Regions from separate parts of the Homo sapiens genome. Here region 2 is linked to region 1. A link is an interaction called in ENCODE POLR2A ChIA-PET data of the cell type or tissue named here. Cell type or tissue: PC-9. All regions are shown on one strand. Each heading gives the region's core, and the rest is flanking DNA. Links, peaks and the distances in the headings are about the cores only. Region 1 has its middle 42 kb from the start of CD200R1L. Region 2 overlaps CD200R1L (CD200 receptor 1 like).

Region 1 (5,392 bases), core at 158-5,157:
ACATAAAATTGATCATTTTAACAAATTTTGAGCATACAGTTAGTGGCATTAAGTACATCTTCATTGTTTTGTAACCATTACCATCTATCTCAAGAATTTTTTTATCTTCTTGAACTGAAACTCTGTACCCATTAAACAATAACATCTCTGTTTTATCAGAGAAGTCCTTGTAGCATAATGACTCAGAGTCACCCCAAATTGTCATGAAGTCTGGATTATTTCATTTAGCATAATATCCCCTACGTTCATCCACATTTTCTCAAATGGCAGGATTTTCTTCTTTTCAAAGCTGAATAATATTTCACACACCACATTCATTTTCTTTATCTCTTTATCCATTCATTCATCAAGAGATATATAGGTTGTTTCTATAGCTTCTCTATTTTGAATAATGCTGCAGTGCACATAGGAGTGCAGACGTTTCTTTGAGTCACTGATTTCATTTTTTTTGGTTATATAACCAGAAGTGGCATAGCTGAATCATATGGTGATAATTCAGACTCAGAGAGGCAAATACGACATGATCTCATTTATATGTGGAATCTAAAATAGTCATTCTCATTGAAGCAGAATAGAATGGTGGTTGCCAGGGACTGCAGGGAGAGGGAAATGGGAAGATCTTGGTTAAATGGTACAAAGTTTCAGTTAGACAGGATGAATACATTTTGAGATCTAATGTACAATATGGTGACTATAGCTAACAATACTATATTTTATACTTGAAATTTGTTAAAAGAGTAGATTGTAAGGGTTCTCACCAGAAATTAAAAATAAAGGTAACTATGTGATGTAATAGATATGTTAATTAGCTTGATTGTGGTTTTCATTTCACAATGTATATCAAAACATCAAGTTGTACACCTTACATATATACAATTTTTATTTGTCAACTATACTCAATAAAGCTGGAAAAAAGTGAAAAAATTCCTATAAAGAAGGTGTCTGGTTTCAAGAGTTTTATTTTTTGCTCTTCGATTATTTTAAATAGCAGTTCCTTTAAGGGCAGACCAGAAGAAGTAAAATGAAATTGGTAATCAATGAATATTGAATCACAAAATTCTAGAGTGGGAAAGGGCATCAAAAGATGTCTAATTCAGCCTCTTACATAATTGTCTCCATCCAAATTCCATGAATATCATCCCTATTTGGGTCACAAGTATATGTGGTGTAATATTTAAAAAATTATCATGAAAACTCATTCAAACCCACAAGTTTTGATCATCTCTTCCAGGTGGGGCTGAGCTTGCTTGAGCTGCCAGTTTTCTCTAAAAACATATGTAAACAGATTATTTCTTAATGATGCCACCCTATGCAAAATTACATTACTATTTACAAAGATCTGATCCAAACATGGAGATATGCTAGTAGATTAATAAAAAAAAAATAGCAGATACAAAATATTATATATTAAGTAATTAAAAATGAATAAAAACACAGAAAAAATTAGAATTTGGCAAAATTATAGCACCTTTGTTATAAGTGGGGTGGGGTGCAATAATTGGAATTGGGGTGATTTTTGCAGGAAGTCTTCAAAGTTACTTTTATTTTCATAGTAATACTAAGATGTGATATGCTTTTTGCATTTACATTCTCTCATGAGTGCACAATGGAGTTTTCTAGATGCTACATTGCAGATGTTTATATTACTGCTTTGATGGTTTGTGGAATGAGTACTTGTGTAGTTCTGTGTTTTCTAGATTTTTCTAAAGTACATTCTTTGGAATCGTCAATACATTTGAACAGTATAAAAGATCCTTAGACCAAAAAAATCTGAGAATTGCTGTTCTAGCTGATAAGAAACACATGTTAGGGATCGGGATCATCATGGTGGATGGGAGGCAAGACTAGATTGCAGCACCCGACAGAGCAGTATGCAGAGGCTCGCATTGTGAATTTCAGCTCCAGATCAACTGCAAGAACAAACCAGCAATAAATACCAAGAGGACCCATAGACACGCTGAAGGAAGCAGACTGCTTCTGTAGGACTCCGGAGACAAGCCAAATACTGTGAGTGCCCCAACTGTGGAAGTGGGAGAGACCCTCCTCTCCCAAACACACACCCCCACTGGAGAAACTGAAGGTCTGTTTCCTGGAGAAGTTTCCGACTTTACCTGGAGCTGAGTCAATTTAGAGAGCCAAGTGAAACACAGGGGTAGAGAAGCAATGAAAAAGGCCCTGGAAGCTCACTGGGTCCCCCAGCAGCACATTCCTGCCTAGCACCACAGGGATCCACTGGGAGGGCGGCCAGAGGAGCAGGGGGTAAAACTCCACAGGGAGAAGGAAATCTCTAGCTGAACTTTGTAATAATTTGAATGGAGTGAGAAGCCTCCTGGCCAGAACTCGGGGGAGGGCACTAATCTGGTGTGCAGACTCCATAAAAAGGAATGAATTAACAGCATTTGCAGTGACCTGAGTGAGATTGAAGACTATTATTCTAAGTGAAGTAACTCAGGAATGGAAAACCAAACTTCAGATGTTCTCACTGATTTGTGGGAGCTAAGCTATGAGGATGCAAAGGCATGAGAATGATACAATGGACTTTGGGAACTTGGGCGGGAAGAGTAGGAGGTGGGAGAGGGATAAAAGACTACAAATATGGTGCAGTGTAAACTGTTCGGGTAATGGGTGCACCAAAATCTCAAAAATCACCACTAAGGAACTTACTCATGTAACCAAAAACCACCTGTACCCCACTAACGTAATGGAAAAAAAAAAGAAAAACATGTTAGGATTACTAAGGATTGAATTAGTTTTCACTTTGGGAAACATTAAACATTTTATAAAGTTACAATATGTTGTTATATGTGAAAAGATTAATAAAAATTTATAAATTGTGTCTTTGGTTTACCCTAATTGGCTATAAAGTTCCCGCCTGTGGGTCTCTGCTTTTAGAGTTATAAAAAGGTGCATGCAAATTCTGGTGGTGAAGCCTCAGCCTCATTCTTTGGCTGCAGAGTATGCTTTCTTTTGTTCTGTTTTTGTCTTATTTTATAAAGTAATGTGGGGACTTAAAAAAAAATTAATACAACAAAACGTTTGGTTTTTGTTGGTTATTAACTCACACACCTTCCAACCCTTCACTATCTGCCTTTTGGACAAACACCATGTACATAATCCACCCAGTCTCTGGTATTTTGTTATGGCAGCTGCAAAAGACTAGTACAAGATGAAGTTTTGTCTAACCTACTTTAAATATGTGTCATATTTGATGGATATACTTTACTAATTTTGGCTTAAGTAAACAATTGAAACAATTAAATTATTCCACTTATCCCACTCCTGTGCTCTCAATTTTGCATGCTTAGGATTCTTTTAGGATTTGTCAAGACTCTTACTGGTTTCCAAGCTATCTTTCTAAGATGATTATGCCAAATGTTATACATCAGAATTAACATTTACTGTGAAAATATTTATTAGTGATCCCTTAGACATATATTTTTCTTCTAAGTTTTTGAAAAAACTATGACAATTTATTTTGATAAAAATGAAACATATTTATTTTAAGAAGTTCAGGCAATACAGGATAACATAAATGGTTAAAATTCCACCACCCAGAAACAACCATTGTTAGGATTAGCTAAAAACTCTTCTATGAATATATATAAAAATAAGTAAAGATAGAAGGCACTTCTGGTGTCTCTACTAAAAATACAAAAAAAAATTAGCCAGTCGTAGTGGCGGGCACCTGTAGTCCCAGCTACTCGGGAGGCTGAGGCAGGAAAATGGTGTGAACCCGGGAGGCGGAGCTTGCAATGAGCTGAGATCGTGCCACTGCACTCCAGCCTGGGTGACAAAGCGAGACTCCATCTCAAAAAAAAAAAAAAAAAAAAAAGATAGAAGACATTTCACAAAAATGCTCTTATATAAACATGTTACTTTAAATAAAAATATTACATTATTGTTACTTGATTTAAATTAGAGAAAGAAACTGAAACAATTACTGAACTTGAGATAAAAATGTCTTCACCATATACAACACCAAGAGTGAAATCAAATGTAAATTATAGACTTTGAATGACAATCATGTGTCAGTGTAGGTTCATTGATTATAGCAAATGTACCATGCTGGTGGAGAACATTGATGGTGGGGGAGGCTGTGCATGTGTGTGGGGAGGGGGTATATGAGAATGCTTTCTACTTTCTACTCTATTTTGCTGTGAACCTAAAGCTTATCTAAAAAGAAAAGACTGTACAGTTGACACTTGAACAACGCAGGTTTGAATAGTGTCCCTTATATGTGAATTTTCTCCTGTCTCTGCCAGCCTTGAGACAGCGGGACCAATCTTTCCTTTTCTTCCTCCTCCTCAGCCTATTCAATGCAAAGACAACAAGAATGAAGAACTTCATGATGATCCACTTCCACTTAATGAATAGTGAATATATTTTCTTTCCCTTATTACTTTCTCAATAACATTTTCTTTTCTCTAGCTTACTTTAAGAATAAAACATATAATACAAATTCAAAATATATATTAATCAACTGTTTATGTTATCAGTAAGGCTTCTGGTTAATAGTGGTAGACTATTAGTAAAGTTTTGGAGGAATAGAAAGTTATACATACATTTTTAGCTGAGCAGGGTTTCAGTGCCCCTAACCACCACACGTTCAAGGGTCAACTGTCTATATTGAAAAATGAGCTTCTGTTCAGCTGCATTTTCTGGCTTTCCATAAAAATGTCAACTTAAAAAAACAAGCCAAAGAGGAAAAGAAAATCTGCATAAGTGTCTATTCCAATGGGTTTGGACTATTGCCCCCTACACATAGGAAAAAAAGATGTCCTTATCAGTTGAGATACTAACCTCTAAAAGAGTCTTCTAAGTAAAAAACAAAAAGATTGTGAGCACTATTAACAGAATAATGTAACTGTACATTTTAGATACAATATTTTCACTGTAACACAGTACATGTTGACTCTATGTCATGAAAGATAAGAGATCGTAATGATTTTATATTTCTCCAAACCTCCTTTCTTATCACTTTCTGATTTTAATTATATATTATTTTCACATCTTGAAAGTTTAAAGCATCTACATTCTGTTCTTTAGTAATAATTCCTTCACATGTTTAGTCTTAACTATATATTTAAATGTCCAATCATAGTTTCTTATTTTATCTCTTGGTTGATGGAATATCACTATCTAGTACTTTGTCATTTGTTTTACAACTAGAGAAATATAAGACGGACGATAACGTGTTAAAAAAAAAAGACAAGGGTTTATATCTGTGTTTTAATTATCTCTTGTCTTCTTTGCTACAGATCTACAGGTAAGATGAAATACAACCCATTATAGCTCACTCTAGTCCAGAATGTCTATTTCTCTCTGTGAATTGAATATGTAGTAGGATTTATCTGACAATATAAATACGAGTTATTTAGCAGGACAGGTTTTC
Region 2 (5,392 bases), core at 56-5,055, 70 kb after region 1:
GGGCTTCAATATTTAAAGGGTAAAAGTGCGCTGGAGGGGAAAGAGGAAGGGTGTGGTAATTCACAAGTTGCAAGAGAAAAGGAGCAATTAGAGGAATAGTCAATTATGATAAGGTGAACACAGAGTAGCTACCTGTGGAGAAATTTATGTTTTATCTGTAGCTATCTGCTTAGGAATAAAAGGAAAGGTAGTTGCTTGCATGACTCAGCTTTCAGCTTAATTTTTCCCATTTGGCATAGTGAATTGGGGTCTTGAGCTTTTATTTTTCTTTCATATAAGTTGTCTTCTCATTTGTATGAGTCTGACTTCTCCAGTTGGATTATAAGATATTTTGAGGACTGTAACCATATCATTTTCTTATTTCCTCACAATGCCTAGGATTGTCTGACATTTTTCTAGTTTAGTGTTTGAGCAGGTTATTTAATGGGATAGAATGACCTCTTGGAGCCAGGAGTCAGACTTGTATTTAGAGTTCACACATTCTTTAGGTGGCCAATTTCTTTTTCTCTTTTTTACTTTACTTTTTTTTTTTTTTTTGAGACAGAGTCTCAATCTGTCACCCAGGCTGGAGTGCAGTGGTGCAATCTCAGCTCACTGCAACCTCTGCCTCCTGGGTTCAAGAGATTTTCCTGCCTCCGCCTCCCGAGTAGCTGAGATTATAGGCCCATGCCACCACGCTCGGCTAATTTTTGTATTTTAGTAGAAACATGGTTTCACCATGTTGGTCAGGCTGGTCTCGAATTCCTGACCTCAGGTGATCCACCCACCTTGGCCTCCCAAAGTGCTGGGATTACAGGTGTGAGCCACCACACCCTGCCTAGGTGGTCAATTTCATAGGATAAGAGACTTCAGATTATGCTTCTGGCTGGGCATGGTGGCTCATGCCGGTAATCCCAGCACTTTGGGAGGCTGAGGCGGGCGGATCACCTGAGGTCAGGAGTTTGAGACCAGCCTGGCCAACATGACGAAACCCCATCTCTCCTAAAAATACAAAAATTAGCCAGGCGTGGTGGTGCATGCCTGTAATCCTAGCTACTCTGGAGGCTGAGGTAGGAGAATCACTTGAACCCAGGAGGTGGAGGTTGCAGTCAGCCGAGATTGCGCCGCTGCACTAGAGCCTGAGAGACAATGCAAGACTCCCTCTCAAAAAATAAAAATAAAAAAAGAATGATGTTCCTAATTAGTTTGATTTATCTTTTCAATAATTCCTAGGGCCATTTCACAGGTAAATAAAAATGAAAGTAGGAAGATATAAAACACCTTGCTAAAGAGGTTACATCAACTTAGTAAGAAAATCACTTCATTGTGTGGAAAGTGTTATCAGCTCAAACCCCAAATATTAAGAGTAATGTTCTTTCAAACGCTAATATTTGCATGGGAAGTTGGAATATACAGGGGAAAGCTTGACATATTGCTTTTCTTATAAAATTGGAAAGTATTAGCAATGCGTAGTGTGCATTTATTTGTTCAGAAAATTTGTCAGAAACCTACGATGTACAAAACACAAACATGGTTCCTAAACTCTGTCATGAAAGAATGGTATATTAGTAACATTTGAGTCATAATTTAGAAGGTTTTATGATTATGACAGTCCATGAACTCTTAAGAATATTTTAAAATGTTCTTTAAAATGATTGACTCTAATTTGTAACTAGAAGAATGCTTGAAATGATTTTTCACCCCTGTCTGTATTTAAAGGTCTCAGAACCTCAGGATCTCCAGCGTTGTCCTTACTGATCATTCTTTATGTGAAACTCTCTCTTTTTGTGGTCATTCTGGTCACCACAGGATTTGTTTTCTTCCAGAGGATAAATCATGTCAGGTAGGAACTGAAGACTGAAAAGCATAAGACACAGTAGAAAAAAAAAAGTATCATTGTAACATTTTGAGTTTACAATGTACTGGGAAAAGCTTGACACTTTTTTGGTATGTTGTATTCTCCCTCCAGCCCCTTCTTTAATGTGAAGGCATCATTAACAACTGAGAGCCCAGGCAGATGTGCCTGCAGCACTGGGGCAAGAACTTCATTGTGAAAGTGCTTCATTGTGGTTTTAGTCTAGGAGAGAAGTGGCCTAGTCCACATCTTCAGAATTTGGTGGGAGAAAGTTTCTGGGGCTTCTCAAGTGTTTACTTTCAAATTTCTTTGTAAAGGGCTTGTGTTCATTCCTGCTTAATTATATATTTTATGGGCTTTTTTCCTAAAGAATGAAAATCGAAAGAGCTGGATGTCAATTTATATTTGATGAGACATCACAAAAAAAGCAGCCATTTGCAATAAGCCTTTGGGTTCAAAGTCTAGCTTAACTTCTTTTGCGACTTGATGTGATAGTTACTAACATGGTTTGGTGCTGTGTCCCCACCCAAATTTCATCTCAAATTGTAATCCCCACGTGTTGAGGGAGGGACTTGGTGTAGGTGATTGGATCATGGGAGTGGTTTCCCCCATGATGTTCTTGTGATAGTTAGGGAGTTCTCACAATAGCTGATGGTTTTATAAGTGGCAGTTTCCCCTGCTCACTCTCCAGTCTGCTGCCATGTAAGACATGCCTTGCTTCCCCTTCGCCTTCTGCCATGATTGTAAGTTTCTTGAGGCCTCCTAAGCCATGTGGAACTGTGAGTCAGTTAAAAGTCTTTTCTTCGTAAATTACCCGGTCTCAGTCTCTGGGAATTCTTTACAGCAGTGTGAAGACAGACTAATACAGTTACCAAGATCTGTTTCAGACTCTTAGCATACAGTGTAAGTACACATGCAAAAGCTTCGTGCCTGCCATCATAAATGCCTAGGATACTTTATCTACTTTCCCATTTTCCTTGGTAAATTTTTATTTGCAAATGTGAAACAACTGCTTTTCAAAATAAAGAGGAAGATAGCTCAGCAAAAGGCAAATAATGATGCTGGGCAGTTTTTATACACCCTTTGGGTGCTTTAAATGGTGCTTTCCTCACAGCTTCCTGGCTCCTCTACACACCCAAATTGCTAATCAATGCTGCAATGGCAGGAGCCACTGGAAGCACTGTCTGCAAGTCAGCTAGTAGCTGACCTTCCATCCATTACTTGCTTGCTAGCAATTAGTGGAGCAGTAGTATTGCATGTTTGGACTGATTATTGAGTAAATGGCTGAGTCATTTTTAGCAGTATTTGCATTTTAGCAGAAATTGTAAGTTGATCTCAACTAAGGAAATGTCAGTGTCATTGAAGATGACTCTGAAGTTCCCCTTACTTTTTAGAGTTCTAATGTCTCAATTCCCTTTCTTGTTTACACTTTAGGTTGTAGCCGTTGGATGGATTAATGATGCTAAGAGTAAGACACTGGTGAAATCCTTGTATCTTCTAGGGCCACTGTAAACTGAGATCCTATATTCACTTGATACAGATGGTAATCCTATAGTAAAAAGTGATTTTTTATTTAAAAGAAGACTTTTCTTATTTAAAGTAGCAAGTTGATATGTTTTGGCTGTGTCCCCACAAAAATCTCAACTTGAATTGTATCTCCCAGAATTCTCACGTGTTGTGGGAGGGACCCAGAGGGAAGTAATTGAATCATGAGGGCTGGTCTTTCCCGTGCTATTCTCATGATAGTGATAGGTTTATCTCAAGATCTGATAGGTTTATCAAGGGTTTCTGCTTTTGCTCTTCCTCATTTTCTCTTGCTGCCACCATGTAAAAAGTGACTTTCACCTACCCCCATGATTCTGGGGCCTCCCCAGCCATGTGGAACTGTAAGTCCAATTAAACCTCTTTTTGTTCCAAGTTTTCGGTATGTCTTTATCAGCAGCATGAAAACAAACTGGTGATTTGGCCTATTACTTTTATTTTTAGCAAAGCCCTAAGGGAAAAAATGAATGCATAAATTGGATGATATTATATGCATATGGTTATTTAATTGCTGAAACAAACAGGCCCTACATCTCAGTGTATTCACACCACAAAAATTTAATTCTTGCTCACATCACACTCTAGTGCAGTTGGTGGGGCTGAGGCAGGGCAGAGAAGAGAGGTGTTGCTTTAAGCTGTCACTTTATCTTATGGCTCTGCCCTTCTCAGAATATTTTCTAGTTCAGCTGGTGAATAGGAAACAGGGAGACAGAATAGAGGATGTTATGTGGGAGGTGTTTATGGGCCAGGCCTGGAGTAGTAATCACTTCTGCTCACATTCCATTGGTTAGTTCTTAGTAGCATAGCTATATTAACATCCACAGAGGTTGGAAAATGTAGTCTAGCTGCCTTGGAAGAAAAGGAATCAGGTTCACTGCAACATCTAGCCCAGTCTCTGCCCATAATAAAGAATAGAACAAATACTAAGATTAACACTTACCTTTTTGTAATTGAACATAAGTAAAAAATAACTAAATTAGTAAATTATATATATACTATATATAATATGATGTAAGCTGTTGTGTGCCTTTCTTTTTTATTATAATTCCCTTATGTTTAAGACAGGGCATAGAATGGGAATCAGTCCATTAATACAATTTTATAACAGACTAAAAAAATACTACACTGCGGCAGAGATTGCTTGTTACCTGGTTGTATTAGTCTGTTCTCATGCTGCTAATAAAGTCATATCCAAGACTGGGTAATTTATAAAGGAAAAGGTTTAATTGACTCACAGTTCCACATGGCTGGGGAGGCCTCATAATCATGGTGTAAGGCAAGGAGGAGTAAAGCTACGTCTTACATGGTGACAGGCAAAGAGAGAGTGTGTGCAAGGGAACTCCTGCTTATAAAACCATCAGAACTCATGACACTTATTCACTACCATGAGAACAGCATGGGAAAGACCTGCTCCCATGATTCAATTACCGCTCACCAGGTCCCTCCCATATGGGAGCTACAATTGGAATTGATTTCCATTGATTATGGAATTGATTATGGGAGCTACAATATGGAATTGATTTCCATAACACATGGGAATTATGGGAGCTACAATTCAAGATGAAATTTGGGTGAGGACACAGCCAAGCCATATCACTGGTCCAATGCTCATCCTCCCCTTTCTCCTTGTGGCAGATGAGTATATCCATGACTCTAAATCTTCACCTCTCCGTCTATCCATGTAATTTTTCAGTTGACTTTAGAGTTCTTTCCATACAGAGAGTACATATTTATCCATCCTATGCAGTTTGCTTTGGCCAACAAAATGAGGTGGAAGTGTTAATGTATCTGTTTTGAGCACAGGTCTCAAGAAGTTCTGTTCTACTCGTTACTCCATGAGAACATGCCTGGCCTATCCAGATGGAGGATGAGAACCATGTAGATCAGAGCTGTGTCCCCTCAGTCCCATCCCTACCTCTCTGTTGAGGCCAACCTAGAAGATGCAATAGTCAGCCATCCCCTAAACATATGAGTAAGCTCAGTCAAGATGAGAAGACCTGACCTCCACTTGATCCC

The links. Peaks named below come from ENCODE experiments on the same cell type or tissue, not always from the same donor. Only the 100,000 strongest peaks of a DNase experiment are listed, where the experiment ranks them.
Region 2: POLR2A ChIA-PET joins it to region 1 with 5 read pairs; 3 of 35 experiments call an interaction of 5 or more read pairs at or near these places.

What each region holds. Positions count from the first base shown.
Region 1 is chr3:112,886,408-112,891,799 of GRCh38, reverse strand. No RefSeq gene overlaps it. Among named protein-coding and RNA genes, the nearest start is that of CD200R1L, 42 kb to the right of the region's middle. In PC-9, for the core only: no CTCF peak of the experiment used is centred there; no DNase peak of the experiment used is centred there.
Region 2 is chr3:112,816,202-112,821,593 of GRCh38, reverse strand. It overlaps CD200R1L (CD200 receptor 1 like), which reads left to right. Exons shown (of 8, transcript NM_001199215.3): 7 at 1,699-1,822. CD200R1L-AS1 (CD200R1L antisense RNA 1) reads right to left here. Exons shown (of 3, transcript NR_149027.1): 3 at 1,378-1,836. Among named protein-coding and RNA genes, the nearest start is that of CD200R1L-AS1, 16 kb to the right of the region's middle. In PC-9, for the core only: no CTCF peak of the experiment used is centred there; a DNase peak (open chromatin) is centred at 3,133; H3K27ac peaks cover 890 bases.